Linked DNA regions of Homo sapiens: regions 2 and 3 are each linked to region 1. A link is a loop called in an ENCODE intact Hi-C map of the cell type or tissue named here. Cell type or tissue: gastrocnemius medialis. All regions are shown on one strand. Links, peaks and the distances in the headings refer to the core of each region. The heading gives the core; the rest is flanking DNA.

What was found. Peaks named below come from ENCODE experiments on the same cell type or tissue, not always from the same donor. Only the 100,000 strongest peaks of a DNase experiment are listed, where the experiment ranks them.
Region 2: a loop joins it to region 1, with 2.8 times the contacts of the local background. A loop is called at or near these places in 12 of 110 quality-filtered maps.
Region 3: a loop joins it to region 1, with 4 times the contacts of the local background. A loop is called at or near these places in 6 of 110 quality-filtered maps.

The regions. Positions count from the first base shown.
Region 1 is chr9:104,864,321-104,872,105 of GRCh38, reverse strand. All of the region lies in intron 5 of ABCA1 (ATP binding cassette subfamily A member 1), which reads left to right. Among named protein-coding and RNA genes, the nearest start is that of ABCA1, 60 kb to the left of the region's middle. RefSeq lists an enhancer at 2,834-2,923. In gastrocnemius medialis, for the core only: no CTCF peak of the experiment used is centred there; DNase peaks (open chromatin) are centred at 2,499, 2,985 and 3,603; H3K4me3 peaks cover 357 bases; H3K27ac peaks cover 4,184 bases.
Region 2 is chr9:104,773,210-104,779,907 of GRCh38, reverse strand. It overlaps NIPSNAP3B (nipsnap homolog 3B), which reads right to left. Exons shown (of 6, transcript NM_018376.4): 6 at 2,144-6,698. Among named protein-coding and RNA genes, the nearest start is that of NIPSNAP3B, 12 kb to the right of the region's middle. RefSeq lists an enhancer at 4,415-4,664. In gastrocnemius medialis, for the core only: no CTCF peak of the experiment used is centred there; a DNase peak (open chromatin) is centred at 4,367; H3K4me3 peaks cover 1,448 bases; H3K27ac peaks cover 4,542 bases.
Region 3 is chr9:104,966,666-104,973,363 of GRCh38, reverse strand. CT70 (cancer/testis associated transcript 70) reads left to right here. Exons shown (of 4, transcript NR_184160.1): 4 at 1-43. Among named protein-coding and RNA genes, the nearest start is that of CT70, 22 kb to the left of the region's middle. RefSeq lists enhancers at 5,025-5,074, 5,155-5,204. In gastrocnemius medialis, for the core only: no CTCF peak of the experiment used is centred there; DNase peaks (open chromatin) are centred at 2,563, 4,483, 4,793 and 4,873; H3K4me3 peaks cover 1,352 bases; H3K27ac peaks cover 3,174 bases.

The DNA of each region.
Region 1 (7,785 bases), core at 1,052-6,051:
TGCCCACAAAGCACTACTATGTCCCTTAATAAATTTTGTTAATTTTAAAAGTTAGAAAAAAATTAAACTATTTATACATTGTGTATGTTAATTCTTCCCTAGACCAGCCTTAGGAAGAATCTCATCCCCAACTTGTAAACTCATCTTTTTCCGTTCTTTTTGTGCCTGGACTTCTCAGGGCCCTGCAGGCTGATTCTAGTCCCATGTTGTGTGGTGTTTGAAGTGTCTGGTCCCTTTTTTCAGTGAGAGACCAGCTCATCCTTGGGAACTGAATGCCTCAAACTCTCTTTTCTTTTTCTCTCTTCCCCTTCTGTTTGATGTAGTCTTTCCTGTTTCTGGACTCTGTTTCTTCATACTTCCTATCTCTTACCTTCTTTTCACTCCTTTTGTCTTCCAGCTGTCCTCTCTCATTTTTCTGCCTCTCTGGTCTTCAGGTAGAGTTTTCATCTCAGCTATCTTCTTGCTTTTTCTGATGTTGGTTCTTTGTTTCTTCTTCTCATTCTGTTCAGGTCCAAAATTCATTTGGGTCAATGTTATGTCTTAGTGTTATCTTCCATTTCCTTCTGAGCTTCAAAGCCAGGCTGACTGTGCCCTTCCACGCCCTGGCCAGTGTGACCAGGACATCCTTTCCCTCTGGGGCTGCACTGGCTCTTTGGGGGAATTGTTACCATTCAGGGTCTTCAACCCTCATTCTAGGGACTTCCAGTAACTTCTCCCACCTTCCCTCTTCTCAGTAAGACATGGGTATTGTCTTATTCTGTTTCTGCTGCTAGAAGAAAATTCTCGAGACTGAGTAATTTATACACAATAGAAATTTACTTCTCACAGTTCTGGAGGCTGGGAAATCCAAAATCAAGGTGTTGGCAGGTTTGGTGTCTGGTGAGGGCTGCTCTCTGCTTCTAAGATGGTGCCTTGTTGCTGCATCCTTAGGAGGGGACAAACGCCATTTCCTCAACTGGCAGAAGGGACTGAAGCCTCTCCCTCAAGCCCTTTTATAGGGGTCCTCATTGTCAGGCCTCTAAGCCCAAGCCAAGCCATCGCATCCCCTGTGACTTGCACATATACGCCCAGATGGCCTGAAGTAACTGAAGAATCACAAAAGAAGTGAAAAGGCCCTGCCTCGCCTTAACTGATGACGTTCCACCATTGTGATTTGTTCCTGCCCCACCTTAACTGAGTGATTAACCCTGTGAATTTCCTTCTCCTGGCTCAGAAGCTCCCCCACTGAGCACCTTGTGACCCCCTGCCCCTGCCCACCAGAGAACAACCCCCTTTGACTGTAATTTTCCATTACCTTCCCAAATCCTATAAAACGGCCCCACCCCTATCTCCCTTTGCTGACTCTCTTTTCGGACTCAGCCCACCTGCAGCCAGGTGAAAAAAACAGCTTTATTGCTCACACAAAGCCTGTTTGGTGGTCTCTTCACACAGACGCACATGAAACTCATGGTATCTGTGAGGGGCCCTAATGCTATTGGTGAGGGCACTGCTCACATAACTTAATCACCCCTTAAAGGCCCTGCCTCTTAATACTGTCACATTGGTGATGAAGTTTCAATGTATGAACTTTGAGGGGGGACACGTTCAAATCATAGCAGGTGTGCTATTGCCTTACTAGCAAAGTAATCTGGGGGAAGATGAGTAATGTCTCGTTCCACCCCTGATTCCAGTGCTGACTGATTCTGGAGTGGCAGAGAGGGTTGGAGGCTCACCGCTCTGCTCACCCGACCCTCTGGCCATCTCCTCTTAGAATGCAAGGGCAGGGATTTTGTTACACAGCGCCTCTTTTGTTATAGGCTAGCTCCTGCCTTCAAGGAGCACTGAGAAAAATATTATCCCTTTGAACCACAACACTAGTATTTTGGGTACTGTAGCCATTCAGAAGTTTGTTGAACTAATACAAGTTTATATTATTTGTAAAATACTAGAAGGAATGTGTGGTTCCTAAAGTTATGGTATTCCCATTGGTTGAAAGAGAAGACTCTGGCTTCCTAATGCCTTGGAAGGTTCAGGGAGCATAAGCCTAAATATCCTGGTTTCTCTTGGGAATTCTTCACAGCTTGTCATCTATGACTTTATCCACATTTATTTTGAACATGTTTAATTTTCAGCTTGTATTTTCTCAAGGAGTATGTGTGAGTCAGCATTCAGAGTACTTAACACACTTAGTGTCATTAGTGATAACTTAACCCACACGTATAGGAAGCTAGACCTCCATTTACAGAAAAATGGAGGCTCAGAGAGCCTAACTGACTTTCCCAAGGCCACATAACTGGAAAATTCTGGAACTGAGTTTTTTCAGGTATGTCTTGGTATCCCTCGGTGAGCCTTCTCTGTAGAGAAGGAAGTGTCTCCTGGGTTGGAAAGCCCAGGCCGGGATGAACAGCATGGGTGTCCTTAGGCTGTGTGTACCACACACCCCTGGCCTACTCTCCCCTGCTCTAAGGAGTCACCTGAAGGAGCAGCTGCATCACCCCGCCTCACCCCTTCTCCTCAGCACCCAACAACCAGGTCTTCCCAGAGAGTGCTCAGCTATTGGTGAAGCAGGCATCGTCTATTCTTCAAGAAGACAGCAGAGCATCAGGAAAACAAAACACCAAAAAAATACCATAAAGACACTGGAGTGTATTTGTTACCAGCCCTTGTATAACAGAGAAGTATTTCAAGGTCTTATTTGTAAGGCTGGACAAGCTCAGGCTGATTAAAACCACGAGTTAGAATTTGTCTCCCGCTCCCAGGCCCTGCTCAGTTGACAGCTCCTAGCAGGCTGGGAGGCCCCACCCCACCCCCACCCCAGGGGTCCATTGAAGAAGACCATCTGGGCCTGGGATGCTGATGTGATTTTCCCTACTTCTCCTTTTTTTTCATTTGCCTCCTCCACCCACTTCTAAAGCAGCTGATTGCTCTGGTTCCTTTTCATGTTGAGCAAAAGAGAAGACAGATCTTGAAACCTGAGCTGGGGACTGGAGGGCACTGACCGAGAGTAACCCCGTCTGGCTCAGCTCAGCTCAGCAAAGGGCTTTCCTCCTCCGCCTTCCTGAGCTGCTCTCCCTCCTCTCCTTTCCTCCTTCTTTCCCAGCCTCCCCCAAGCTCCTTCACCCCTCTCTTCCCTCTCCTCCCTCCTCCCACCTTCCTTGTCCTCTATGCTCAGAGAACTGAAGGAACACTGAATGGCCTGGAAAGCAGGACCTCGCCCCCACCCCGCGTCATACCCCTCCGCCTGCACGTGCAAATGTGTTCCTCAGCTTGGTCCCAGAGGCCTGGACCTGGGTCCCAGAGGTCCCAGCTGGTTCCCCGGCTTGGTCCCAGAGGCCTGGATGTGTGGCAAGAAGCTGAGGGTTCTGCTTCGTTTCTTCCAGCCCACAAACACACATGTCACCTGTTTTTTGTTCTTTTTCCTTTCCTTTGCCCCACTTTACAGAAGCTCTTGGCTAATTGGTAGGTCACTGTTTGCTCCTCCAGGCAAAACCAAGGAGGCTGAGCTCAGCAGGTCAAGTATTTTGGTCTGTATTGAAGAGACTGTGGTGGGAGAGCCCTCTTGACCTTCTGCTGGATAGTGACTTTCTCTTCTGCTGGCAGCAGTAGCCCAGCTCCGCATCCTGTGACAGAGGTCATACCTTCCAGTTACCCGAGCGAACACTTGGAGCAAGTCAGCTTTTTCCCCTGAAACAGCACGTTCACGTTCTTGATCTTTGGTTTGCACAACAACCTGTGAATGTTATTAGCCCCGTTTTTTTTGTTTGTTTGTTTTTTGAGACAGAGTGTCGCTCTTGTTGCCCAGGCTGGATTGCAATGGCGTGATCTCGGCTCACTGCAACCTCTGCCTCCAAGCAATTCTCCTGCCTCAGCTTCCTGAGTAGCTGGGATTACAGGCATGCGCCACCACACCCGGCTAATTTTGTATTTTTAGTAGAGACGGGGTTTCTTCATGTTGGTCAGGCTGGTCTCGAACTTCCGACCTCAGTTGATCCACCCGTCTTGGCCTCCCAAAGTGCTGTATTAGCCCCATTTTATATCCAAGGAAACTGAGGCTTAGGGAGATTTAAATAGGGGGGAAAGTATAGCTTCATGATTACACAGTCAGGAAATGGCAGAGCTGACTCTTGAATTCAGACCCTGTGATGCTGTATCCAGTGCTGATTTTGTTTTGCCCTGTGTTCCTTTCAGTGTCAGGTAAGAAGACCTCAGAGATCATCTTCTCCAACCCACACATTTTACTGATTATAAAATCCAGGTCCGCATTAACTCATTGGCCAAAGTTAAGTGGCTAAATGACTCTCCTGTTCAGGAAGTATTCCCTGTCTTGTGTGGAATGATTGGTCTTTCGTCCAGGTCATCTTCCACCTATATCCATCCTTGCAGTGACTGGTGGATATGATCATTCCTGGTGATTCCCTGTAAAATACTAGATTTATTTATTCTTTCATAAAGTTATGAGTAGACAAATCAGTCAGCTTCAACCTTTCCTTTACCTTATAGATAGTATCAGCAGAAAGAACTCAATAATTCTGTCTTAGGAACTCAGCCAGGCTAATATGTATTATAATACACACATACATATGCACACACATACACACATGTGCATACCTTAGATCACAAATTCAACATCTCAACTTAGCCGCCAAAGCCACTTCTGTGTCTTGTCTATTCTGAATATGCTTTAAGGTTAAATTAGCCATGAATCTGTTCAGATCAGTCATTCCTGAAAATGATGATGATATTAGCCATCCTTTACCGGGCACCTTACTCAGTGCCCGGCATTATACTAGGTCTGCAGGTACATTTGCTCATTTAACACCTAGCTCAGTCCAATGAGGTGGATGCCATTGTCATCTCCATTTTATCATTTAATCAACTCAGCCTTCCTCTCTCCTGTTCCCCACTCTGCTTCTAGCTGCCACTCACCTGACTCTCCTCTTGATCTGGGCTGACGTGGCTGAGTGGGTTTAGCAGAACTCTTGTGTCCTCTTTACTTGGTTTGTTTCAAGTTCATGTCCTGCTTCATCTTTTCCCTAACTCACTGCAAGGTGAATTTTCTTCTCTGCAATCGGCAATTCCCCAAATCACATCAGGTCATTAATTTATTCACTCATTTGTATTCATTCATTCATTAGTTCATCCATCCATCTATTCATTCATTCATCCAATTTACTGAGTGCCTCCTCTGTGCCAGGCACTGCTGGCTTTGGAATTAAAAACCCTGGCCCTCAAGGAATTTCTATTCTTCTGGGAGCAGGATATTTACATGGGTGACTGCAGCTTGATCTGTGTGGTACTAGTGGAAAACATAGGATGTTGGGCACAAAAGAGTCACAAAACGCCGGGCGCGGTGGCTCATGCCTCTAATCCTAGCACTTTGGGAGGCCAAGGCGAGTGGATCACCTGAGGTCAGGAGTTCAAGACCAGCCTGGCCAACATGATGAAACCCCAACTCTACTAAAAATACAAAAAGGAATAATAGCTGGGCGTGATGGCGGGTGCCTGTAATCCCAACAACTCGGGAGGCTGAGGCAGGAGAATTGCTTGAACCTGGGGCTTTGGAGGTTGCAATGAGCCAAGAGCGGGCCACTTCACTCCAGCCTGGGTGAAAGGGTGAAACTCTGTATTAAAAAAAAAAAAAGTCACAAAAAAGGGCTGGCCACCTAACCCAGCTTGAGGATGGGAAGGCCAGGGCAGGCTTCCTGGAGGAGGTGACTCATGGGCCATGTCATGAGGATGGGGTAAGAGGAGAAGGTATGTTTCAGACATCTGGCTTTCTTAATATTCTTGGCTTTCCACCCATTTTCCTGCCAGCAACATAGGGGAGAAGACTGAGACCAGCAGATACAAAGCCACTGTACTCTGTCCTCACCCCCTCCTTTTTTCTCCCCTTCCTACTACCCAGATCTGAGGTTTTGAGAAATCTCTTCTCTAATTATCTGCTTGTTCATTCATTTGTTGAGAATCTACTATGTGCATAGCATTATGACCACAAAATGTCCTGGTCGTTGTCATCATGAGAGGTCTTACCCCTTCCTCTCCAGCCACTTCTAGGGATTTTTGACTCTGTCCTTTTCCAGAACTTGGCTCCAGTCTGGTTGCTCGCCATGAAGCACTTACAGATAAACCTCATCTTGGGCCAGTGCTTCCATTTACTGTCTCCTTTTGGCTTGCTTATCCTTCCTTCTGCCTTCTTGAATTGATTTGCCTCTTTATCTCCCCTTTCAGCCTTGAAAGTTCCTCGAAGGCAGGGACTGTGTCCCCATCTTTTCTATAAATGGCATTGTTGTACATTGGTAAAGTTGAGTGAAAAAATCTTTTTGATAATCACAAATTATTACCATATATTGAGCACCTACCATGATGAGTATCTCTGATCTTCATATCTTTGAAATGTGGATACTATTACCTTCACTTAATTGGTAAGAAAATTTGTGCTCAGGGAGGTAAAGTCACTTTCTCACAGTCACACAGCTATTTCACAGGAGAGTGCAGTATCAAATTTAGGTTTTTCTGGTCCCAAACCCTGATGTTTCCCCCACATCATTGTTTCTCAGACTTGGCTGCAATCACCTGAAAAATTTTATTAAATTCTTTTTTTTTTTTTTTTTGAGACAGAGTCTCGCTCTGTCACCCAGGCTGGAGTGCAATGGTGCCATCTCTGCTCAGTGCAACCACTGCCTCCCACGTTCAAGTGATCCTCCTGCTTCAGCCTCCCAAGTAGCTGGGATTACAGGCACCCACCACCACACTCAGCTAATTTTGATATGTTTAGTAGAGACTGGGTTTCACCAGGCTGATCTCAAACTCCTGACCTCAAGTGATCTGCCCACCTCACCCAGCCAGGTTTTATTAAATTCTGATGCCTGGGTCTTACCCTAGCAGTTCTCATTAGTTGCTCCATGGTGTGGCCTGGGCTTTGGGATTTTTGTGAAGCCCCCAGCTGAGTCTAACGGGCAGTCATGTTTGAGAACCAGTATACTACACCATGTTGCCTTCCTGTTTTCACACAGGTTGGTGCTAGTGTGTGAGTCTAAGCCTACATGGGTGGATATCCACGTGATCAGGCTGCAAGTTCTTTGTAGTGGAGGATCTTTGGCCCTCCCTGCTGCTTCCCAACCCAGCGAACCTACCACACCATGCACGTGCACAGCCAAGGGTTGTTGACTGTTTAATCAGTCTCTGGGTTCTTATGTCTCATCCGGGGGATTCACTGATAGGAGGCTGGAGCTTGATCACATCCAGATGTTCTCATCTTCAGAGCCTGTTAACATAACAGAAGTCTTATAAACATGCTGAGCACACTCACTGGTCTGGAGAGTGTTGCAGGATGACCTAGGCCCATTGCAGGGGTGGCCTGGGTCGCCCTCCCACACTTCTGCCACCCTGCTTGGGAAGGAGGGAGCTGTTTTGAAGTTCCCTGGTGCAATATGATGTATTGCTCTGGCTCTGCTCAGGAGGAAGCTATGGCCCACCTAGTCAGTGAGGGTTAGCTAATACGTGTATTCTGTTTCTGTTGAGGTTTCACAGAGGCCTTTTTTGACCCTTCATTTTATAGATAAGGCAGTGGAGGCACAACTACATGAAATGACTCGACAAATAAATGGATTTAGAACCCAGGTTTCTGACTCCCAGGGTGGTGCTTTTTCCATGGTTGTACAGTGATTAATGTCTACCTTTTCACACCAGTCCTCAACTGAAGACACCAGCTTACACCTTCCTTCCTGTTTCTCCCAAGAACAGAAAGTGACCCCGGATGTCGCTTTCTGTTCCTGGGAAGGCAGTTCCAGTGGTTAGAAGTCCTGT
Region 2 (6,698 bases), core at 1,401-6,400, 93 kb after region 1:
AGGCATGCGCCACCACAACCAGCTAATTTTTGTATTTTTAGTAGAGATGGGGTTTCACTATACGTTGGCCAGGCTGGTCTCAAACTCCTGACCTAAGGTGATCCTTCTGCCTTGGGCTCCCAAAGTGCTGGGATTACAGGCATGAGCCACCTTGCCTGGCCCTACCCATGAGCCTTGACTAAAACATTCTTCTATCTGTAGAAAAGCCCAAAAGAACTTTTCCAGATTCAAAAAACTTGGCACTTTGTAATGGTAATGTTTACATTAAGTAAAAAAAAAAAAAAAACCCACTTAGCTTCAGTTTTCAAGTGTTTACTGTGTTGTCATGCACTTCATTTAATTCTCAACACCTGCCCTATGAGGTAAAAAGTACCATTTTACATATGAGTAAATTACAGCTCAGTGGATAAGAAACTCGTCCAAAGGTACAGGTTCAGTCAAGTGGCAGAGGGTTCTTTTTGTTGAAGTTAGGTATCAGTTAAAATTGACCTTGTAAAATCACATCAGCATCAATATACATTAATTTAACAAATATTTATTGAACTTTACTGTATGCCAGATACTTCTCTAGGTACTAGGGGGTACAATGTAGAAGAAAATAGAATTCCTGCTCTAATGAATTTATATTTCAGTGGTGAAAGATGATGTGTGGACAAACACATCTAATGTATTTTGACAGCAATGGGTGCTAAGAAGAAAATAAGACATGGTAATTGGATAACAATGGAGAGAAGTCAGAGATGGCCTTTTCTGAGGAGTGACATGCTCAGAATCGAATAAAAAGAGCAGGAGCAGCCTTTCAAGGTGGGTGCGAAGGATATTCCCGGAAGAAAGAATAAGTGTTGCAAAAGCCCCAGTGGGAAAAAGCTTGGCAAGCTGAGGTGGTAAAAGAGCTATCTGTACTAATGTCTCTTGTACTGAGTTAGCAAGGACAAGAGTGGCAGGGGGTGGAACTGGAGAGATAGCAGGGACCACATCTCACAGGATCTCGCCAGCCTTTTTAAGGTATTTGGATTTTATTGTTAGTGCAACAAGGAGCCACTGGAGAGTTTTAAACAGTAGTGGTGTGACCTACTGTTTCAGAAAGAACACTGGCTACTATGGGAAGAAAGGACAGTAGGAAGACTAATAGATAATGGTGGATTGAACTAAGATGGTAGCAACAGATAGGGAGCTATGGTAATGTTCAGTATCCACTTTGGAGATAGATCCAGCAGGACTTGCTGACAGACTGCATGTAAGGGCTGAGGGAAAGAGAGCTAGCAAGGTGACTTCTAGTTTGTGACCTGAACTAGGTAGATGGTTGTGTTAAAAATGCAGTGGGTATTTCAGTCTGAAGCTCAGGGGCAATGATGGAAAATAAGATAAATGTGTGCAAGTTGGCTGGGCGTGGTGGTGCACGCCTATAATCACAGCACTTTGGGAGGCCGAGACGGGTGGATCACTTGAGGTCAGGCGTTTGCGACCAGCCTAACATGGTGAAACCCCATCTCTAATAAATACAAAAAAATTAGCTGGGCATGGTGGTGCATGCCTGTAATCCAAGCTACTTGGGAGGCTGAGACAAGAGAATCGCTTGCACCTGGGAGGCGGAGGTTTCAGTGAGCTGAGATCGCACCATTGCACTCCAGCCTGGGCAACAAGAGCGAAACTCCATCTAAAAAAAAAAGTGTGCAAGTTATTGGTACGTATATATTTAAGCCTCGGGACTGAATGAGATTACCTAGAGAGAATGAAGATAGGGAACATTCTTGAGCCTGAGATCCTATAACATTTAGAAGAGAAGCTAGCCAGGGAAATTGAGAGGGACTGGCCAGTGAGAGAGAGTAAAATCTGAAGAGTATAATGCCATATGTTGAAGCTCAGAGAATTATTGTTTCAGGAAGGCAGAAGTTGTCAATTATGTCCAACATTGCTGAGAAGATGAGTAAGGAATGTAAATGAGTAAAGGCAGGAATGGCTATTGAATTTGTTAAGACAGAGGTCCTTGGTGACCTTCCTAAGAGTCATTTCAGCATGACAAGGATGCAGACCTAACTGGAATAGATTTTCAGGGAAGACTGAGAGGCAAGGAAGGGGAGACTGCAAATATATGCAAATCTATATTTTTGCTTTGAAGGGAAACAGAAAACAGGACAACAGCTGGTTTACAGAACTTTTATTTGGATTCTTTCCTTGTCTGTTAATAATATAGGCTGCACCTGGGCATCATCGTGCCCTTCCTTTTTGATTCTGCTGTTTTGCTTTTAATCCTACAGGCATTTCTTCTGGCAGGAGCCTTGTACACACTCTGGGTGGTTCATGACCACCACGGACTTGCCCTTTCAAGGCAGAAGCCTGTGATTCAAAAACTTCCATTCCTTCCAATCGACTATTATAAAACTCATTTTGTCTAGTGCCCATACTCCTTTACCTTAGGATCCTGGGCCAACTGTCACTAAAGAAAACAAACCATTTCCTCCTCCTGGGGGAATGTGCTTCTTTCAAGAAGGTGCTTAGAGAATAGACATTCTAGGTGACAGCAGTTATGAAAGAGGTGTCTCTAATGAACCTAACACTTCTTCCAACATACTCCAGGTTCACCCTCCTTTGAAGACAGAAAGTACTACAACTTCAGTTGCCACCCTAGTCAGGTTCATAGGATTTACTCAGTAGGTTAAGAGATGGTGCTGAGAATGAAGTCCAGAGTTTGAGTCTACAAGTGGCATTTGCTTCTCCTTTGGGACTTCTGTGGCAGGGTGTGGAACCAAATCAGATTGGTTGCATATCTGTTTCTCTTCCTGAAAATACAATTCAAATACCTTCATAGTCTGTGACAGCAACTTATAACCAACAGACAATGGTATTATTTTTATTTATTGATGGCACTCCCCCATAGCCAGAACTTCTACTGAGTCATTCATCGTGTATTCCAGGAATACTTTCCAAATGGAGTAGTGAGGCACTTCCAATAACAGTTATGTAATCTGTTAACAGTGGCTCAAAATGACATGTGAAGGAATGATGTACTTCTTTTTTCAGACTCACAGATCTCATATGTTAATTCAGTCAACAAGTACTTAGGGCTTATCACATGCCAGGCACAGGTAATATGACAATAATGAAAACAAAAACCCTTGCTGTCATAGAATTCGGTTTCTAGTGGGAAGAGACATACATTAACAAATCATATATAAGTAAAACATTAATTATGGTGATAACAGAAAAAGAAAGCAGGGGAGAGGGATAGTGTCTTAGTTCAGGTTGCTGTAACAAGAGTACCATAGACAGGGTGGCTTAAACAACAAACATTTCTTTCTCACAGATCTAGTGGCTGGGAAGTCTAAGACCAGGGTGCCAGCATGAAGAAGTTCTGGTGAAGGCTTACATTCTGGTTTCCTCACAGTGAGGGCTCTTCACGCCCTTATAAATGCACTAATTCTATTACCCACATGACCTCATCTAAAACTAACTCACAAAGGCCAAACCTCCTATGTTGAGATTAAGGCTTCAACATAGGAATTTTGGGGGGACAAAAACATTCAGTCTCTAGCAGATAGGGGCCACTGTGGGAGGGGATTACAATCTTAAATAGGGTTGTCAGGGAAGGCTTCATGAGGGCAAAGACCTGAGGAGGCATGGAAATGATCCACGCAGATGCATGTCTGGGGAAGAGCATTCCAGGCAGAGGCAGTGGGAATGGACCCTCAGGTAAGAGCATGTTTAGCAAGTTCAGAGAAAAGCCTCTTAGGTCAGGTCTGGAGCGAGAGTGGAAAATGTAACAGGACAGATCATGTAAAGACTTGTAGACCACAGTTAGAGGCTTGGACAATAACTCTGAGGATGACATGAAGGTATTGGGAGGGGGTGTTGAGCAGAGGAGTGATATGATCTGGTTTATATTTTAGATTATTCTGACTGCTATGTTGAAAATAGGGTTGAGAGCAGAGGGGAAGGGCAGCACACCAGTTAAGACCACTTCCCAAAAATCCAGATGATGATGGGCTTGAACCAGGAGAGTTGCTATAGGGATGTGAAGCAATCAAATTCTAGATATTTGGGACCTGCTGACAGGTACATAATGGTGTATGAGAGAAAAGGCAGTGTGAGAATGACTCTGAAGTCTGTGGCCTGAGCAAAACAGAAACCTGGAGTTGCCAATAGCTGAGATAAAGTTTCTGGTTAAAGATCAAGAGCTCAGTTTTGGACAAGAGGGGTGTGAGATTTCTAATAGACATTCAGGTGGAGGTGTGGGGAACACACCTGGATGTGATGAGCCTGGAATTCAAATTCACATGTGTGAATTTGAAAAAAGATTCAGAAAAGAGGTGTGGACTGGAGGAGCTATCCACACACAGATAGCATTTGAAGCCACAAGACTGGGGGTGATGACGCAGGGAGTAAGTATAAATAGAAAAGAGAAGTGGTCCAAGGACTCAGTCCTTACATCAGAGGTCAAAGAGACAAGATGGAGACTAGGAGATATGAAGGCTTGTGCAGTGAGTGTTTCGGAGAAACGAAGAAACTTCCCAGAAGAAAGGAGAGGTCAACTGCTAACAAGTCAAGTGAAATGAGAACTGGGAAATGAGTTGACAAGAGCAATTTGGCTGGCGTGATCAGAGAATGTTTAAGAGATAATGTGAGGGAAGAAAATGGAGGCAGGAAGTATGAACTACTCTTTTGAGTCATATTGTAAAGGAAAAAAATGGGGTGATTTTACTCTTTTTTTTTTTTAAAGATAGGAAAAAAAAGTATATTTATATGCTGAGGAGAAGAATCCAGTTGAAGGGGAATACTGTGGCTTCAGGAGACAGGAAAACTGCCTAAGCCACATCCTTCAGCAAGTGAGTGTTCAAGTGGAGGGTTTGTCTTTGCTTGGGGCACGGGCGGTTCATCCACAGTGAAAGGAGAGAAGGCAGGGCATGTGGGGTTGGCTGTAGAAAGCGGGCAGACGGGGTGGGAACTTATGAAGACTCTTCTGATTGTTATTTTCTCTGTTAAGTAAAAGGAAAGGTCATTGGCTAAGAATGAAGATGGACGCGCAGGTGCTGGGAGTCATCGAAGAGAATGAAAGAATGAATAAAATAGAGAAAAATACAATGCTATTATATAAACCTATACATTTAAATTACTTTCCTCTTCAAATTAGACCCCCTGGAAGGCAAATCTCTGTCATGTTAAGTTTTAGGAAAAGTCATAATCTACTTGGAGCTAAGTATGAAGAATAAGGTATATGATTTAAACCACATAATTCTATTTTTGCTTAAACCGGGGAAGCCTTTAAGGTAACGTAGAGTGTACCCATTAAAAAAGATAAAAATGTCAGCTTCCCCTTCCCTTTAAATATAGTAAGGCTCAAAGGTAATTGATGTTCATAACCCTAAGGTACTATAACAGTCTGAAGCAAAATATTAAATGTCTTCTGTAGTATTTTAGTTAACTTTTAATTTTATTGGTAATTTATGTGTAGTTAACCACATACTTGTGCCTCAACTATTTCACATAAATGTGAGATGTCTTAGGCCTCTTTGAACTCTGCATGGAAAAGAATGCTGAGGAGGTATGTCTGTTTAAGCTGCCACTGCCTGCCTCTCATAAATAATATCTCACATTGCATAATAGCCCAGATAAACTGCAGATCGCTTAGAGCCTGATAAATGAGAGGAAACTGTACAGTTTGTTTTCCAAATTGCCCTTGGACAGCTAATTCACAATTTACTATTTTATAGCTGTAAGATTTTAAAAATATAAAATAACATAGCTGTAAATACAGATTATCAGAAGATAGTCTGTAAAAATGTAAATATAATATAGCTGTAAATATACACTATCGGAAGTACCAAATCTAGTTTTAGTAGGTAGAGGCATCAAGTAAAATGGAAATGAAAGATGTTTCAAGGAAAACTCCAGGACATCTGTGGCAGTACTAAAGAAACCTTCCTTCTCAGGTTCCCAGCATGCTATTTTATTGATGTAACAACATTTTCAATAAAGTTGGTAAATTATCACTATATTACTGTCTTATAGCAACATAGCAAGAGCTTTAGAGATCATATAAGTATAAAATGTGAATTTAAAAAAACAATGAATATGCAGGATTTTTATTAGGGCAAGCGTTTCCATAACCATAAATATTTCTTTAAAACAAATAAATGTCCCAAGATCTCTGTTAGTGATCCAAACTAAGTAGAAATTAGTAAAATTAATTATAAATGAACAATTTCAGCATATAAACCAACAAGTCTTTTCTAGATTTTTAACACTGTGACCCAATTGCATTATTTTCCAAGTTAGAATGACTAATAATCAATGAATGTAAAAGCAATAATTAATACAGATGACATTGTACTTTTCCACAGTAAAGAAATAAACAATCTAATATTTTTATAAATCCCATTTTATATCACAAAATAACCTTTACTAAGCAAATTTTTTTAAAATCTCAGGAACTATAGACATGATGAAAAGATAGATATTTTATATAAATAATTCAAAAATACTGTCAGGCAAGGAAATGTAAAATCCTTATTTGAGTAAAAGAAAATGCTATAAAGCAATGAGTTATCAAAATACAGAAGAGGTATTCTAAAACAAATGAAAAACCAAGATGATGAAATAGTGACAACTACTTCTAATGTGTAACAGATACTGAAATGCCAAGGTGAAAGTGAACTGAATTATTTCTTAAAGCAGTGGAGAATATGTAACTTTCAAAAATG
Region 3 (6,698 bases), core at 1,401-6,400, 100 kb before region 1:
ATATATCAGGTTGGAGATACTAACAAAAGACTTTATTCATTCATCCATGTATATCCAATGAAAATATTTATTGGGTGCCTACTATATACCAGGCACTAAGTTAGCTATCAGGAATAAGATATAAGTAAGCCATTATTCCTAGCCTCAAAGACTTCATAAAAAAGTAGGAGGAACACACATGTAGACAAACAATAATATTCATTAATTCATTTATTCAACATTTAATGAGTATCTATTAAGTCCCAAGCTCAAGAGTGGTGAGAAGAAAGGTCTCTGTGGTAAAGGAACCCACAGTCTAGCTCAGATGATAGGTGTATAAACAGAACATTTCTATGTAAAGTAGTGTGTTCAGTGCTGTGATAGGTATGTTAAAAAAAATTGCAAAGTCTCAAGATAGAGGGTGAAGGGCAATAAACTCTTTCTGGGGTCAGAGAAAGCTTCTGTAGAGAACACAACAGAGGGAGTATTACAGGACGAAGGAGCTTTTCAGGTAATTATAGAGAGGCAGGAGGAAGAGTATCTGAGGCAGGTTGTACCAATATGGCTGGAATAAGAAGAGTAGAGATGTACCAGAGACAGAGGGTGGCCAAATGGTGCGAGGTTTTAGAGCCCTTCAGCTGAAAGAATGGAATGTCAAGGTATAATGACCACTCAGAGGAGCAGGTAAACAACTGAGTGCAGGGTGTGGATGGAATCTCAGGGAAAGGTTCCTGGTGGAGTACATATCTGAGAGTTTTAAGTAATGTGCAGGAACTTGTTAAGAAGAAACAGCATTCCTCAGAATGGATTTTGCAGGTGAAAATAATGGAGAGAAGAAATTTCAGAGTCAACAGCTTGAGCAAAAAGCAAAGAAGCAAAAAGCCCACGTACATACAATCAGGGAGAGGTGAGAGCCTGTGAAGGCGGCTCTTCACATGTCTCTAATCTCAGTGAACTCTGTGTTTCTGCCCTGACTCTGCTCATTGTACAACATGGGGGAGGGGTCCTCCTTCCATCCCTTTCTCCTCTTCAAGGGTGACTCTTGGGTACTCAGAGTTTTATGAAATTAGGAGACCAAACTTGTTTCGTTTGTTTGTTTGTTTTTGAGACAGAGTCTTACTCTGTTGCCCAGGCTGGAGTGCAGTGGTGTGTTCTCGGCTCACTGCAATCTCTGCCTCCCGGGTTCAGGTGATTCTCATGTCTCAGCCTCCCGAGTAGATGGGATCACAGGCATGCACCACCATGCCAGGCTAATTTTTGTATTTTTAGTAGAGACAGGGTTTCACCATGTTGTCCACTCTGGTCTCGAACTCCTGACTTCAGGTGATCCAACTGCTTCAGCCTCCCAAAGAGCTGGGATTACAGGGGTGTGCCACCACACCTGGCCCAAACTTGTTTTTAAGGCCCCCAGATCAACAGTGGCTGCTACAGGCTTAAGAGTATGGCAAAAAAAAAAAAAAAAAAAAAAAGGCTCTAGGCTCCAATGCAGAAGTGACCAGGCTGAGCTCCTCCTTCCAGACTACTGACGCACACCAAAGCCCTCTGCCCTATGTTAGAGGCTGGGGATGCCAAAAAGGACCATTCCTGGTTTTTCCTTCTGGGTTTGGAATTTACTGAGAAATAAGACCAGGTCTGCCTCCTTACACACACTACTAACAAGCATCCAAATTGGGGCCGTCATTTGAGTCACCTGGGAAGTTTGCATTACATGCCTAGTCCAGGGATTCCACTATCTTGGAAGAACATTTCTGAAATTCCTTTGTTGGAATTTCATGGGGTCACAGTCAGACCCATAGACACCACCTACCCAGTTCTACTCTTCACTTCGTATGTGGGGTCACCAAGGCTCTGGAGCTTTGAAACCCACTGAGACAACATTTCCAATTGCAGGCACAGCTGAAACCTATCCTCTGCTTTCCTAAGACATGACTTTCCTTCAGAGCCACTTTACAAGCCACAGAAGAAATCCTAAGATTTCTTAGGATTCTCCTAAGAATTCCTAAGATCTCCTGAATCTATAGCAGTAGTTGTTCATTTCTTTGAATCATGGAGTCCTTGGGGAAAATCTGTTAAAGCTAAAAACAGGATCCCTCAGTAAAGAACACATACAGCCAGGTGTGGGGGCTCACGCCTGTAATCCCAGCACTTTGGGAAGCCGAGGCAGGTGGATCACTTGAGCTCAGGAGCTCAAGACCAGCCTGGGCAACATGGTGAAACCAGTCTCTACCAAAAATACAAAAATTTAGCCAGACATGGTGGTACACACCTGTGGTCCCAGCTACTTGGGAGGCTGAGCTGGGAGGATTGATCCCTTGAGCCTGGGAGGCAGAGGTTGCAGTGAGCCAAGATAATACCACTGCACTCCAACCTGGGTGACAGAGTGAGACCCTGTCTCAAAAATAAATAGACAAAAATACACATATACTTAAAAACTTCCACACACTCCAGGATGAGAACTCTTGCCCTATGTCAGCATACTAACTCCTTCCTTCAAATTTCAACAGCAGCTATTATGCAGCATGATCATCTTCCTCATACTCTAGACCTCCAGCCAAGTGACTTCTGGCTCTTCCCAACTATCAAATCCCTAAAGGAACGAGATGTTCCTGTGCTGAGGAGGTCCAAAAGAATGTGCTGTAGATTCAAAAGCCATTTCCACAAGGAGCATTCCAAGGATATTTGAAGAAATCCAGAGTCCCTGGAAAGCACAGCTTCTCCAGATGACCACCTAGAAGAGGGTAGCATCTCCGTACCTGTGCTGGTTGGCTCTTAAATAATCAGTCCCTTTCCCAGGCAAGGCTCATGGGGAGCCTTTGGTGTGATAACTTCTTATATGCTAATACAATAATGGACAATTCCAAAGCTTAGCAGAGAGCCCCCATTAGCAGATACTGCCTTCTCCATTCAGGTTTTTGGAACCACGCCAGGCAGTTATGTGCATCTGCCTTCCTGTTCCAAACTTTGTATAAACATGTACCTCTATTTTCTTCTTCTTTTTTTTTTTTTTTTGGTGGCGGGGGGTACGGAGTCTCACTCTGTCACCAGGTTGTAGTGGAGCGATCTCGGCTCACTGCAACCTCCACCTCCCAAGTTCAAGCGATTCTCCTGCCTCAGCCTGCCGAGTAGCTGGGACTACAGGCATGTGCCACCATGCCCAGCTAATTTTGTATTTTTAGTAGAGACAGGGTTTCACCATGTTGGCCAGGATGGTCTCCATCTCTTGACCTCATGATCTGCCCGCCTCGGCCTCCCAAAGTGCTGGGATTACAAGTGTGAGCCACTGTGCCCAGCCTACCTCTATTTTCATCTCCACCTCTCCCAACAGACTCTGGGCACAGACATGAAGGTCAGACACTGGACTCATGCATTCATCATTTATATGTCTATTTGACATGTATGAAAAGGCCACTATATGTTAGCACTGCTAATACAATGGTGAACAAAATAGTGCTGCAGCTTCTCAAGCAAGGCAGGCAGGCCAGGTAGGGTGGCTCGTGTCTGTAATTCCAGAACTTTGGGACGTTGAAGCAGGAGGATCACTTGAGCCCAGAAGTTTGAAATCAGCCTGAGTAACATTGTGAGACCTCCTCTAAATTTTTTTTTTTTAATTAGCTGGGCATGGTGGTGCACGCCTGTACTTCCAGCTACTCCAGAGGCTGAGGTGGGAGAAGGATCGCTTGAGCCCAGGAGTCTGAACTTGCAGTGAGCTATGATCGCACCACTGCACTTCAACCTGGGTGACAGAGGGAGACCCTGTCTCAAAGAAATAAAGAAAGAAAAGAAAAGAAAACAGGCAAACAAGCAATCATATAACAAAGTGTGGCTAATACTATCCTTTGGGAAATACAGAATACTTGATAGGACAGCCTGGTCTCCCTGGGGGAAAGGAAACTTTTAACTTAAGATCTGATGTACATCCTTTCCAGGGCCCAGCACAAAGTATGTGCTCAATGTGAAACATTACCCTGGGCAAAATCCTCCGGGCTTGCTGGAGAGGTCACTCACTAAGGGGCAATTGTTAGTCAATTTAAGAGTGGTTGTGGTGAGCCAAGGGCCCAGGGCCTGAGCATTCCGAAAGCCAGCTAGCGTCAGGTGCAGCTGGTCACCTCATTCAGCTCTTTCTGACACATTTGTGAAGTGGTAGGAGAAACAATAGACTTAGAACTCCTGTAGGGTTCAGTCCCAGGGTTCTGCCACTGATTACATTCGTGTGTTCTCACTTGTCCTTTTGTATAATGATGCCACCTTCCAGAGCAAAGGAATCTATGAAAGCCTGTTGCAAATGTAAGGACATGGAATCTATTTATCTAATCTATCGCCTGGCTGTCTGAATTTGCAGGGGAAGAAGAGGGCAGGGTAAACAATAAGTTTAGGAGAACTGGCAGGGGCACTGCCTTGTAGGGCTTGTGCCTCAAGCCTTTTGTTGTCTCGCATGATCTGGATTTGGCAAGGAGGGGGCAGCTTGAATTCCGGGCGGGCTAAAAGGCCTTGGCTGAGGTCTAACGGATTTCACAACACAGTATGGAAAGGCTTCCCACGAAGCGATCGGGGTGGGGGATGGGGAAAGCTGCAATTCTGCAAACTGGGAAAGGGTAGGAGGTGGGAGGTTCCCGAAAGCCAGGATGGAGTAGCGATTAAAACCCTTGATTACTGACACTACCCAGCACCCCCAACCGACCCCCTTCAAATCTCTGCCTTAACAACCGCAGCCTACAGGCAGTGTTATCACAAACTTGCACCGCAGGCCCTACCTATGAGCCCAGTCAGCCCTAAGGCAGCAGCCAGCCCCTGAGTGGCACGGGAGGAGCGGCCCCCACCTCCGGCAGCCGCGCATGCGCGCCGCTTACTCTGCGTTCCAACACCTCTAACACTCATCAACGGCGCCCCGATCCGCAGATTAAAGGAGCCTTCTCCCCTTTTACCCCCGGCTGTGCCCCATGCTCAATACACAGCAACTCCAGAGTCCATAGGCAGCTGTGCGGCGGTGGGGGTAGAAGGAAACGAGTCAAGAAGCTCTCGGGCCCGGCCCGAAACTACAACTCCCAGCAGACCCCGCGCCGCCCCGCCTTCTTGTGGGCGGGCCGAGGGTACCCAGCAGCTTAAAGCGGCGAGATCGCGACGTGTGTGGAAGGCTGGGTGCATGGTCTGCGCTCTGTGATCCGGCGCTGGGAGGGTGGAGAGAGCGGTGGCATCTTTCTGTCTTGCCTGTTGTACCTGAACTAGCAAACAGCACAGTTGAAATAACCTCTGAGCGCATTTAGAGGCGTCTCTCAGGTTCAGCAACTTGTTGCCCCTACTTCACAAATTCTGCATTGTTGGTTTAGCAAATGAGAACCTGAAAAATCGCCTGTATGTTAAATTTCTTCTTCTTTTTTTTTTTTTTTTTTTTTTTTTTTGAGACGTAGTCTCACCCTGTTGCCCAGGCTGGAGTGCAGTGGCGCGATCTCGGCTCACCGCAACCTCTGCCTCCCAGGCTCAAGAGAGTCTCCTGCTTCAGCCTCCCAAGTAGCTGGTATTACAGGCGCGTGCCACTACCACCCAGCTAATTTTTGTATTTTTAGTAGAGACTGGGTTTCACCATGTCAGCAAGGCTGGTCTTGAACTCCTGACCTCAGGTGATCCACCCACCTTGAGCTCCCAAAGTGCAGGGATTACAGGCGTGAGCCACCGCGCCCGGCTAAATTTCTGTGAAAATAAATTATTTTCCCTACCATGTCCAAGCAACCCTATTTTTTTTCCTAGTTTGCAGGTGTCTGTGGTTGATGTTTACTATCACTTATTTTCCCTAAAGACTCAACACACAAAAAAGAGGGGAGTCTGTTTAAAGAAATTCTGCAGTGAATCATCCTGAAAACGTAAAAACTTGTTTTGATAAGTTTTATACTTTAATTTTCTAACTTTTGTAATGAAGTGTCTTTAAAATGCAGCACACTTGAAATCCTTTTTTAAAGTGCAGAGTTAAGTGGTATCCTAATTTTTGAATAGGACGCAGAGAAGTTTAAAGAGGTTTAAGATCTACTCTTTGCTTCTTGCTAACGATGCAAAACGATGGTTCTTAGAGGGCACGAGGGATAGCTACCTTCTAGAATAGTGCTATTGGTCTGCACGACTGTAGTGGGTTTCTTGAACGGTGTAGTTTAGACCGTGATTTCTTACAGCCGCTAATGAACATCCTCCACATGCTAACGATGAACTCCTTTTGTTTTTGTTTGTTTGTTTTTTCCAAACAAATACAATTTAAGGGCCTCCATGGGAGTCATTTGGGAACTTAAATGCAGAATGGTTTAGCGTTGGATTTTTTCTTTGTTTTTGGAGTTAGCTTCAGCCTGCTGTTTTATGACCATGTGTGTGTTCACTCTCTTTAGTGTGGCATTTATGGATAACATGAAATTGGCCAACTTGGCAAAAGTTAACAAGATACATAATTTTTTATTTGTTCTTTGTGTGGGGCAGCCCAGCAATAGGCATACTGAAAAATTGAAATAATAGTTGATGTATAGTGATTTTGATCACTAGAGCAGCTATTGTGTTCTGAACAAACCCCCCATACACTGTGAAACATTAAAAGGGAGGAAGCAATACTTGCGATATTTAGTAATATTTAGATTTTTCCTTTTTTTTTTTTTTTTTTTGAGATACAGTCTCGCCCTGTTGCTCAGGCTGGAGTGCAATGGCGCGATCTCGGCTCCACCTCCTGGGTTCAAGTGATTCTCCTGCCT